2 separate regions of the Homo sapiens genome follow, and region 1 is linked to region 2. A link is a loop called in an ENCODE intact Hi-C map of the cell type or tissue named here. Cell type or tissue: psoas muscle. All regions are shown on one strand. Links, peaks and the distances in the headings refer to the core of each region. The heading gives the core; the rest is flanking DNA.

Region 1 (5,365 bases), core at 240-5,239, 220 kb before region 2:
TGAACACCTGTCAGTTGTCACTCCTGGGTTCCCAGACAGTGGCTCCCAGAATGGGCAGCTCAATAAATCTCCACTCAGGGATGGTGGAAAAATACCCCTGGGCTCCCGTCCCAGATGCAAGGTTGGGGGGCATCCGCCTGCAACACTTCCTCCCTCCAAAGCTGATGTGTTCGTCTCGGGAGTTCACTCTGGAAGTGCTTTTGGGGGCCAGTGCCCTGGGCCCTGGGCCTGTTGGTCCTGGCCGGCCGATCCCCCCTCCCCTGAGCTGTGAGGATTTATAGATGCATCTGGGCACTGCCGGAGTCAGTGCTGGCGCCCTGGGCAGTTTCTGGGGATGCTGCGGGAAGAGGCCTAGGAATGCCCTCCAGGCTGAGGGAACATTTGTGTGCAGAGGCACAGAGGTGTCACTGTGGCTGGAGTCGAGGGCCTGAATGCGGTGGGGCGGGGACCTGAGTGTGTGACTGCCCACGTGGAGAGGACGTGGGCTTGCCTGGAAGGCAGTGCAAAGCTCCGAGCCACAGGCTTGCCTGGAAGGCAGTGCAAAGCTTCGAGCCACGGAGACAGGGCCAGGATTGCTGGGAACACAGAGTCCTCCCAGAGGGAGCAAGGGCGGAGGTTGAGGCTGGCGGCGGAGGTTGAGGCTGGCCACGGAGCCACGGGAGGACCTGGGAGGAGGCCTGAGGCTGGATGGGCTGACGCTGGGGGCGGCGGCCTGTGTCCCACCCTGGCCCCACCTCCCGTCCATCCAGATTCCAAGTCTCAGGTTCCCACAGGGGTGTCCAGGAGCCACAGCTCTGGCTGGACCCGGAGGGGCCCACTGGGCTGAGGGCCAGGTCCAGAATGATGGGTGGTGGCTGCGTGGGGTATGGTCTCTGTGGGGAGACTGAACAGGGAGGGAGGAGACCCTTTGGGAACACCAGGATCAGAACGGGAAGTGGGGAGCGGGCAGAGGGGGGCTGCTGAATTGTCAATGGAGGAGGCTGGAGCCGGGCCAGGCTGGAAAGTGCTTTCTGCCTCTTTAGAACATAATCAGCCAGTGTGCACCCATGCACACCAACGCACATACTCACCCATGCACACGTGTGCACACATGCACATATACACACCCACAACCCATGCACACCCACAACCCATGCACACACACTGATCCGTGTGCACATGGACACAGGCACACCTGTGCACACACACGTACACACATGTACATACAGACATGCATGCACACCTGAGCACACACACGTACATACACACTCCAAGCAGACCCATGCACACACACACATGCACACACCGCACAGACATGCATGTATGCACACGTGCACACATGCTCACACAGACTTCTGTTCTGGCACACATGCACACACACAGTGCATACACATACCTGTGCACACAATAACACACCCATACACACACCTGTGCACGCACTCACACGTGCACACATGCATGCACACACACACCCAGCGTGCAGAGGTTGCAGAGGCTGAAGCAGCTTGGGGCCCCCTGGGGCTGGGACATTGTGGGTCTTGGCCCACCCAAGCCGGGGGGCTGTTGGACGCCTGCTGAGTGGACAGTGCACAGCCTGGGCTCTCAGCAGTGGCACCCCTTCCTTTCCTTTCCCTTCTGGCCTAAGGAATGGTGTCTGCAGAGGCAGCCTGTGGAGGGTTTTTAGGCTCATTGGAAAAGAAAACTGGGGTATCCCGTGGAGGGGGTCCTGGGGCGGACTTGCAGCCTGACCTGGCAGGTGCTCTCAGAGGACCCTCAGGGTGGGGGCCGAGGGCACGGGGCATCAGCTCCGGGTTGGGTCTAGGTGCCTGCCCACCTGCACCTGCCCTGGTGGCTGCCTGGAGGGCTGGGGGCATGTTTGATCCCAGGAAGCAGAAGCCGTGTCAGTTCCGGGCCCAGGCTCTCCTGGGATGAGAGGTGCTGGTGTGTGGAAGGGTTGGGGTTGCTGTGAAGTCACAGTGGAGATTTCATCAGCGCCCGTTAGGTTTCTGGTGTCCAGCACCCTGGTCAGTACCTGGAAGGACTCAATGTCTGTTCATCCAAAGATTGAGACTTGGCTGAGAAAGCAACAGCTGAAATGGCGGGCGAGGGTCAGGGCATCTCTGCTGGTGTCTGGGCATCTCAGCTGGGGTCAGGACATCCTGGCCGGGGGTCAGCATGGTGGAGGGAGTCATGGTTGGGGGGCATGGACCCCATGGCCTTGCAAAGAAGATCCAGGGAGGAAGAGAACAGCTGGAGGGAAGATGAAATGCTGCTGGCCGCAAAGCTATGATGGGCAGATTGGTTGTGATCTGTGTGTGACAGAGACCCTTTAAGAGCTCTTTCTGGAACCTGGTGTGACCAGGCAGATGGAGGGGCAGTAATGGAGGAAAGGGTGTGAGAGGCCCTGGAGGCCGGGGCTTGGCCCACCTGCAGGTGATGAGTGCAGGCCTGGTGGAGAGGGCTGGAAGGGACGCGTTCCAGGCTCTGCAGGGGGCAGAATCCTCAGTGCTGGTGACCCCTGGTTGGGAGGTGAGGCCGAGGGAGGTGTCTGCCGTCGTCTGGGAGGAGTCCTGTGGACAGAGATGCCTAATGGGGGCAGACGAGGAGTTGGGCTGGGCCTGTGGAGCTGGAGGCGACAGGGCCCTCACTGGGACGCTTGGGGTTGAAGCCACACAAACCACAGGCAGTGAGCACTCCCACCCACCCACCCTGAGAGGTGCCTGGGGCTGGAGCAGGAATGGCTGCCCCCACCTCCCCGCCTGGCAGGCAGCAGGAGCCTCTGTAGCCTGGGGCCTGTGCTCGCCCTGGTTCCCCGGAACCTGCAGAGACTCCCACACAGATGGCCGGGAGTAACTGGGCCACAGAAGGGCATTGAGGGCAAGGCCCGGGCAGCCACATGCCCCTTTCCTTCCACGCTTCTCACCTAACCGTGGTTGCTGGCGCAGCCACAGGCATCTCGTCACCCCCACCCCCCGGCCGCGCCGGGAGCACCCACCGGAGCTTCCATGGCAGCTGCGTAGGTCCCGGGACGGACAGTGCCTGGCTGCAGAGACAACCGAGGGGATAACTGGGTTTGCAGAAGGAAAGGCTCGTCTCACACGGGGCCAGGCCTGCCTCACTCTGGCATGCAGGCGGGGGCGGACGCAGCCCCGCACCTGTTCCCACCCCAAGCCCTGGCGCCGACGTCCGCGGGAACGGCTTGTTTCCCACGGAAGCTGCTGGGCCGTGCCTTTGCCGGGCCCCAGACCTCATGGATGATCCATTAAACGCTGGCACAGGAGCTGACCTTGGGCGGCTCGCCCGCTGAAGTGTGTTTTCGCTGTCGTCCCGAGGACAGTTTGCAGCCCAGGGTGTGTGACGTACATCAGTTCCGTCTCGGCCAGCCGGGCCTGAGGAGCGGGCAGGGGATGATTGCGGGGAAGTGGCTCAGCCTCCCGAAACAAACGGCAGAGGGACAGCTCGGTCACCTCCAAGACACCCGGAGCCTGCACGCAGCTCAGGAGCGCTCCGAGGAGTCACCGCCTGAGGGAGCAGGAAGGGATTTGGGTGGAAGGGAGCTTCAGGTGAAATTGCCTTCCATGTGGAAAAAACAGTTATTGCAACGGTTGCTTAAAAAAACATAAAAATGCATCCATGGGGCTTATTTATTCAGGAGAAATCACAGAGCACCTGGGAGTGCTTTAGAGGCAGGGGCTGCTTGCATCCTCTGTGGATGTGTGTGTGTGTGTGTGCACAGGCGTGTGTGCCTGTGTGTTTGTGCCTAGGTGTGTGCGCACAGGTTTGTGTGCCTGTGTGTGCATGTGTGTGGGGTGTGTGTGCATGTGTGTATGCACGTACCCGTGTGTGTGTGCACAGGTGTGTGTGTGTGTGTGTTTGTGTGCCTGTGTGTGGGGTGTGTGTGCATGTATGCACGTACCAGTGTGTGTGTGCGCAGGTGTTTGCGTGCACAAATATGCATCTGTGTGTATGTGTGTGTGTTCACACGTGTGTGTGTATGTATAGGATTCTGCTTCTGCCTAAGTCCAGAAGCACACAGGCAGGAAATGTGTGCACAGGAAACGTAAAGGCACTGGAGTGAGCCTGAATTTTCCAGGCTCTGAGGAGTCTCACTGGAGGGAGGAACGTGTCGTGGCCCCCGTGGCCCTGAGAAGGCATTTGGTGTCTGTCCACTCTTACGTTCACTCATGGCCGCCGCCCTCATGATGACTGTCCCGTTTGACGTGCTGGAACTCCTGGAGCTGGGGTAATCTGGCCTCACCGCCGCTCTGTAGCATTGGTTGGCGTTGTCCCATATAACAGATGAGGCAGCTGAGGCTGGAGCAGCTATGGGCCTTGCCTGAGACTGGCTGGTGCATTGCAGAGCTGAGGCTGGACCCAGACTCTTCGACTCTTGGTCTGCGGCCCGATTTTGGTGCTGATGACCTGGCCCAAGGTGCAGGACAGGAGCCTCCTCAGTCCCATTTGTTCCTGGCCAGGTCAGGGGGAAGCCTGGGTTAAGCTCGTGTGTTGAACACCTTTCCAGCTGTGCTTAATCTTTTAGTTACTTTTTAATTTATGGAAAGTGATAGCAGTTTCCATTTATGGTCGTGATACAAAGTTTCTTTTAAAATATATTTATTATTATTATTATTATTATTATTATTATTTGTATTAGTTCATTCTAACACTGCTATGAAGAAATGCCCGAGACTGGGTAATTTATAAAGAAAAGAGGTTTAATCGCTTGTGATTCTGCCTGGCTGGGGAGGTCTCAGGAAACTTACAATCATGGTGGAAGGTACCTCTTCACAGGGCAGCAGGAAAGAGAATGAAAGCTGAACAAAGCGGGGAAAGCCCCTTATAAAACCGTCACCCCATGCCATGATTCAGTTACCGCCCCCTGGGTCCCTCCCACAACACGTGGGGATTATGGGAGCTACAACTCAAGATGAGATTTGGGTGGGGACACCGCCAAACCTTGTCATTATTAGAGACAGGGTCCTGCTTTGCTAGCCAGGCTGGTCTCCAACTCCTGGGCTGCAGTGATCCTCCTGCCTCAGCCTCCTGAGTAGCTGGGACCACAGGTACCACCACGTCCAGCTAATTTACTTTTTGTAGAGATGGGGTCTTGCCATGTTGCGCAGGCTGACCTTGAACACCTGGGCTCAAGGAATCTTCCTTCTTTGGCCTCCCAAAGTATTGGGATTACAGGTGTGAGCCACCGTGCCCAGCCTAAAATATTTATTTAAGTAAAATGAATATATTTGTCTCTTGTAGAACTTCACATAAGGGACTTGGGGTGCATGTGCCTTTTCCTGGCCTCCCTGACTCCACAGCGAGCCTCGAGACTCCGGCTCACTGCCTGCACACGCGTGTGGCGTCCCGCATAGGAAGAGATGGGCTTCCT
Region 2 (5,365 bases), core at 291-5,290:
CTCACTCTGCACACGCACACATACGCGCTCAGACACACGTGCACACACGAGCACGCACCTGCATACACGCTCCCTGCCTGGGGCCAGCTGAGCTCTCCTGCCCTGCCTGGAACGTGCCTCTCCTTCATGGAAACAGGGAGGACCTGGGGTCACACGGCTGAGCCCACACTCCAGCTCTTGCTGCTCTGTGGCCCAGGTCTTTGCTTGGTCTTGAACGGGGTTCCCAGGTCCTGATCTGTGCTTCCCGACTTCCTCTGTGTGAGCCCAATAATCTACACTCCCCTGGAATGTGTCCGTTCGAAGGAAGATCCCACTGGCGTGTGCGTGGAGTCCTCCACCACAGGTGAGGAGCACCTGGCACCTGGGACTGGGTTCAGCCACTGTCCCGCCGCTGTCCTGTCCTGTGGCCGCTGTGGGGGCGACTCTGGCCCTCCCCATCTCCCCTGTTAGTGGCCCCCAGGGCCCTCAGCCTCCCTCTCCTCCTGCTCCCTCTCCCAGTTGCCAACTCCCAGCCTGGCCCAGAAGACCACCTGCCCCCCATGTCGGAGAAGTTGCCGCAGACCTGACCTGCCAGGGCAGGGGTTAGACTCCCCGCCCCACCCAGCCAGGGCGTCTTTTCTGCCCGCGGGTGGGTGCAAGCAGGCTCCCCCCAGCCACTCGGCTTCTGCAGGGCTGAGCTTCACTGCCCTGGACAAGAATGGACAAGAACCGGACCGAGGCCGCCCATGGACAGCCAGCCAGCCAGGCTCCGCTCGGCCTCTGACCCACCGCCTGGCTTGGGCACCACGGCTCCTCTCTGCCAGTGGCTGGGGGGCGGCCTGGGCATCCCCATGAGCACAGACTCCTCGGAATCCTGAGAGGCCCTCCCCTCCCCTTCCCTCCCCTGCCCAGTCACACCCAGTTCTTTCAGCAGGGGAGCTGGGGGACACTGACTTCAACATGGGCCTGGGTTTGGAGGAGCTTGTCCCTCTCATGCTCCTCATATGCCCAGTGAAGCCTCAGCCAGGGACAGGCACGGAGCCCTTCCCGGCCTCATGGCGCTTCCTGAAGTCGGAATGTGCGTCTTCAAGCTGTTACCGCATCCCCCTTGCCTGTGAGGAACCCCACAGTGCTGTACGGCCCCGGGCTTCAGGGCACGCCGCCCTTTGTCCGCTAACTAGTGTGGTTGTGTGGTTCTCTGAATAGCCTGCATGTCACGTTTGACCCTCAGCGTGTGCAGCTCCAGCGTGTGCAGCTCCAGCGTGTGCAGCTCGGGGACAGGGTTTGCCTCCTTCACTGCTGGGTCCTCTGGTCTCACGGTGCTGGGTTCCAGGCACGGGAACCCCCAGAAACCTCGAGGTCTGGCCTGGTCTGGCAGGCGGGGCCTCCAGGGAGCCAAGAAACGGGGCCTCCCTGCCCCGGACTGCCCAGAAATGATTAACGCGGGAGGCTCTGGAGGCTTTGTTTCTCCTGGGCTGGGATGGGGGTGCGGGTGGCCGGGGGTCACGGCCCGGGCGAGCGCCTGTCTTATCTCTCCCAGGCCTCTCTGGTTTCAGCCTCGTATTTGTTCTGACATTAGGTGGGCGTTATCTCCAATTCGTGGCTTCTCGATACAACCCCAGATGCTGCTGGGAGTTTCTCTGGGGTTCTGGGGCCCTCTGGGGCTGGTTGAGAGGGGACTCACTGCCCACGAGGGGCTTCACCCCTCCCCAGAGCCTGAGCTCCAGAGGCCTGAGAGACGCCACCGCCTGCAGGTGCCACGGGGCTCTGTTTTCTTATTTCTGCTTCTTTCTTTTAAAAAGGGTGCGGTTTCCTCCGCTAGAGCAGGGACCCATCCGTGGTGGTTCAGAGTGTTGGCTCTTGTCTGGTGGCCAAGGGCTGCCCTGCTCCGGCCTCTGGGATGCACTTGTGGACTGGGCCTGATTTGGCCATTGGAGTCTGGGTCTTCCGCTGCGCTTGGGGCCTGCATGTTGAGCTTCTGTCCTGGAGAGGTGTGGACAGAGCCACCAAAGGCCAAGGGCCCAGCAAGGGCTCTTCCTACCCAGGCTGAGGCCTGCAGCCTGGACCCCACCTCTTCCTGCTCCAGGGCCTCCTTCCTGACCCCCTGGCTCTGCTCCCCTCATCTGGCCACCCCAGAGGCCCTTCCTGTCAGCTCACTAGGCCCTCAGGAGGGTAAAAATCCAAAATGAGTGGAGACGGGGGCTCGATACCCACAGCCAGGAGCACAGTGGGTCAGAAACACGGCAGGTGTCATCAGAAGTCTGATTAGATTCTCCGTGGAGCTGGAAATGCAAATATTGATAGAAGTCGGAAGACTTAGTGATCTCTGGTCAGATATGATGTCACCTCGAACACCTGTTTCTGGACAGAGTTTCGAGAACATGTGACGTGTGTCACACGCTGGCACTGCCAAGGGAGGCTGATAGTGTAATCGCCGCAAGGTTACTGGCCGGGGCCCGAGGGATAAGGAGGGCAACATGTGGCCCGGGCAGGCTGTTTGCTGAGCTGCCAGCACCAACCGCTGGGGCCTGGCCTGCAGGACTCACCAAACCCTGCCATCCCGGTCTGGCCAGGCCTGGCCAGCAGACATGTGCCAAACAGTGAGCTGTTCTCCGGCCCCCGGAACTTATCTTGAGTCAATAGAAATGCTGGGCAGTTATAGAGGCTATTAACAGGGGCCAGGAGACAAGGGCTGCATTCAGGCCCGCAGCCTGGTTTCCAATGAGCTCAGCTGCTCCACAGCTGGGGCCAGGGACAGACTCACACCCCCACCGGCCAGGCCTGTCTTCCCCACTGGTAAACAAGGGGGCGGGAGACAGGGGACAAGGGACAGGGCGCTGAGTGCCTGGGAGCTGGACACACAGCCACATCGAGGGGCCCGAGAAAGTCCTCACGCCCCAGCAGGTGTGGCAGCAGTCAGGGTGCACGGGACCTGCCCACACAGGTGCAGGTGAACTAGGAGGTGGCGCGTGGCCATTTCCTCCTTTTGCAGGACAGACCAGGACGTGGCTGATAACACCTGCCCCGGCAAGACAGGGTTTCTAGAAAAACATGCTTGATGGTCAGAAAAAGTTTGGAGTCATTGAAGTGAGCAGGGGTAGTGGGAACCTACACACCGGATCCCAGTATCTCTGGAGTGTTGAGGGCTGCTGGGGACCCTTGCTGTCAGAAACATGCCTGGTGTGGACCCGTGAGCAGAAGGAAATGTCGTCCTTACTGCTGCATTCTGTCCTGTCTCCTCGGGCAGCTCTGGACCAGATGAAGACCACTAGGGTCAGGCGTGGATGCCGGGGGACAAGCGTGGATGCCGGGGGAGAATTTGTCCGTTGATTTGGCCACACAGGCCGGTGCTTCTCACACATTGTCAAATGCAGGAATCGCCTGAGGGTCTTGTGATTTAGGAGGTCGGGGCGGAGCCCTGTGATGCTGGAGCTGCAGGCCCAGGAACCCCACTTCGACTACCCAGGCTGGAGACGACGCTGGTGTGGGGGAATTGTCACCTCTGAAGAAACAATGTTTCCATTAAGCAGTGCTCGGTTTGCCCTGAAGAGTCCAGGGTGGTGAGAGATGACAATTTGAGGGGACGCCCCTCTGGAGTGGGGGGGTGGGAGAGCTCACGTGGAAGAGGCACCCACGCAGGCCGGAAAACATGGAGACCCTCAGGTTATACAGTTACCCAGGCCCCTCAACAGCATGGCTCCTTCCGCCCGCACACTCCTGCCCTGCAGTGTGAACCGGGGATGCATTTTAGCACAGAGCCTTCCCTAGAGCCTGCGGCTGGAAAGTCCCTGCACCGGATCGGACGGTATCCCCTCAAAATTCGTGCCCACCCAAACCCTCGAATGTGACCTTTGGAAACAGGGTCTTCGCAGATGTAATTAGCTGAGGACCTCAAGCTGGAATCCTCTTGGATGTCCAGTGGGCCGTAAATCAAATGACAAGTGTCCTTATCAGAAGAGGAGAACAGAGAGAAGCGGGCCACAGAGACATGGAGACAGAGATCCGAGTGGCATGGCCAGAAGACAAGGAGTGGCAAGGACCGCGGCCAGCACCGGAGGCGGGAGGGGCCTGGAGCCGACGCTCCCTCGTGGCCCTCAGGGGGACCCACCCTGCCGGCCTCCTCAGTTCAGACGCCCTTCTGTTGCGTTAAGCCCTGCTGTGCACGGTAATGTATTCCGATGAGATGCCCAGGAGCCTCACACAGCCTTTTCCCTGTTCCTCAGTAACCCTCGGGCAAGGTCGCTATCATATTCCTGTGCATGGCACACTCACTGCACCCTCCCGTGTGCCGCGTAGAGGGGTGCCACACAGATGGTGCCGTTCCTCCCTCAGAGGGATTTGTTGCTTTAATAGACACTAAGCCTACTGACCCACGGCCCCTTGGGTCCCCTTTCAGTCCACTTGCAGGTGCATCGGACGGCTCCCGTGCACCCTGACTGACGCCTCTCTCAGGTCCCTGTATGCCACTGCAGCTTCGCATAGGGGGCTGGAAACGTTTTCAGCCTCACTCAGGACAGCCCCAAAGTGCCAGGTGTTATTGTTTCCAGGGGCAACCTCAGGCCAGTGACAGATGCCAGTCCTGGAGATGCCCCGGGATTCCTGTCCCTCCATAGGGTGGCGTCGAGGTGTGTTTCACAACAGCTCCTCAGGGGTTGCCAGCACGGTGGAGCCCCAGCTGCCTGCAGCAGAACCTGCTCCTCTGTGGGTCTTCAACCCACACCTTCCCTGTGCTTCTGAGACCACCTCCCAAAGCACATCCTCCACCGAACCGTTGCCTTAAGTCCTGATTTTGGCAAATCCAAAGTGAGACCCGTGCTGGGATCCAATTGCTCTCCTGCTTAGGCCAGTCCTTTAGGAGAGGATGTCACAAGGTAGCCAGAGGCTGGGTCTTGGGGCTTCCTCCGAGGCCCCTGTGGGAAGATGGCAGGCCCCAAATGGTGGCCGCCTCCAGGAATTTCCCAGTGCTGTGAGGGAGGCATGTGGTCTGTTTCCTACGGAGCTTGGAGCAGCCTGGGGATGGAGGGCCGCCTCTGGGGAGGAGGGGCTGGTATGGGCTTTGGCCATCCAAGCCCCCAGTGAATGATTTCTGGGCACTGAGTGTGTGCTGGGCAAGGTGCTGGGATGCACTGGGGGTGCACCAGTGAGAGGGGAGTGGAGTATAATGGGGAAAAGGCACCTGGTTCCATCTGGGAATGTTCTGGCTGGGCAGAAGGATCTGGAGGCTAAGGCTTGAAGCTGGGAGTTTAAGACCAGCCTGTGCAACATAGCAAGACCTGGTCTCTACAAAACATTTAAAAATTAGCTGGGTGTGGCAGCGTGCACTTGTAGTCCCACCTACTTGGGAGGCTGAGGGCGGAGGATCCCTTGAGCCCACGAGGTCAAGTCC

The links. Hi-C counts contacts between places; a loop is a spot of excess contacts. Peaks named below come from ENCODE experiments on the same cell type or tissue, not always from the same donor. Only the 100,000 strongest peaks of a DNase experiment are listed, where the experiment ranks them.
Region 1: it touches region 2 in a loop (1.8-fold over the local background); 1 of 110 quality-filtered maps calls a loop at or near these places.

What each region holds. Positions count from the first base shown.
Region 1 is chr7:559,620-564,984 of GRCh38, reverse strand. All of the region lies in intron 9 of PRKAR1B (protein kinase cAMP-dependent type I regulatory subunit beta), which reads left to right. It overlaps PRKAR1B-AS2 (PRKAR1B antisense RNA 2), which reads right to left and starts at 3,027. Exons shown (of 2, transcript NR_132384.1): 1 at 2,975-3,027. In psoas muscle, for the core only: no CTCF peak of the experiment used is centred there; a DNase peak (open chromatin) is centred at 3,265.
Region 2 is chr7:339,474-344,838 of GRCh38, reverse strand. No RefSeq gene overlaps it. Among named protein-coding and RNA genes, the nearest start is that of FOXL3-OT1, 51 kb to the right of the region's middle. RefSeq lists an enhancer at 617-1,246. In psoas muscle, for the core only: no CTCF peak of the experiment used is centred there; a DNase peak (open chromatin) is centred at 2,458; H3K27ac peaks cover 1,439 bases.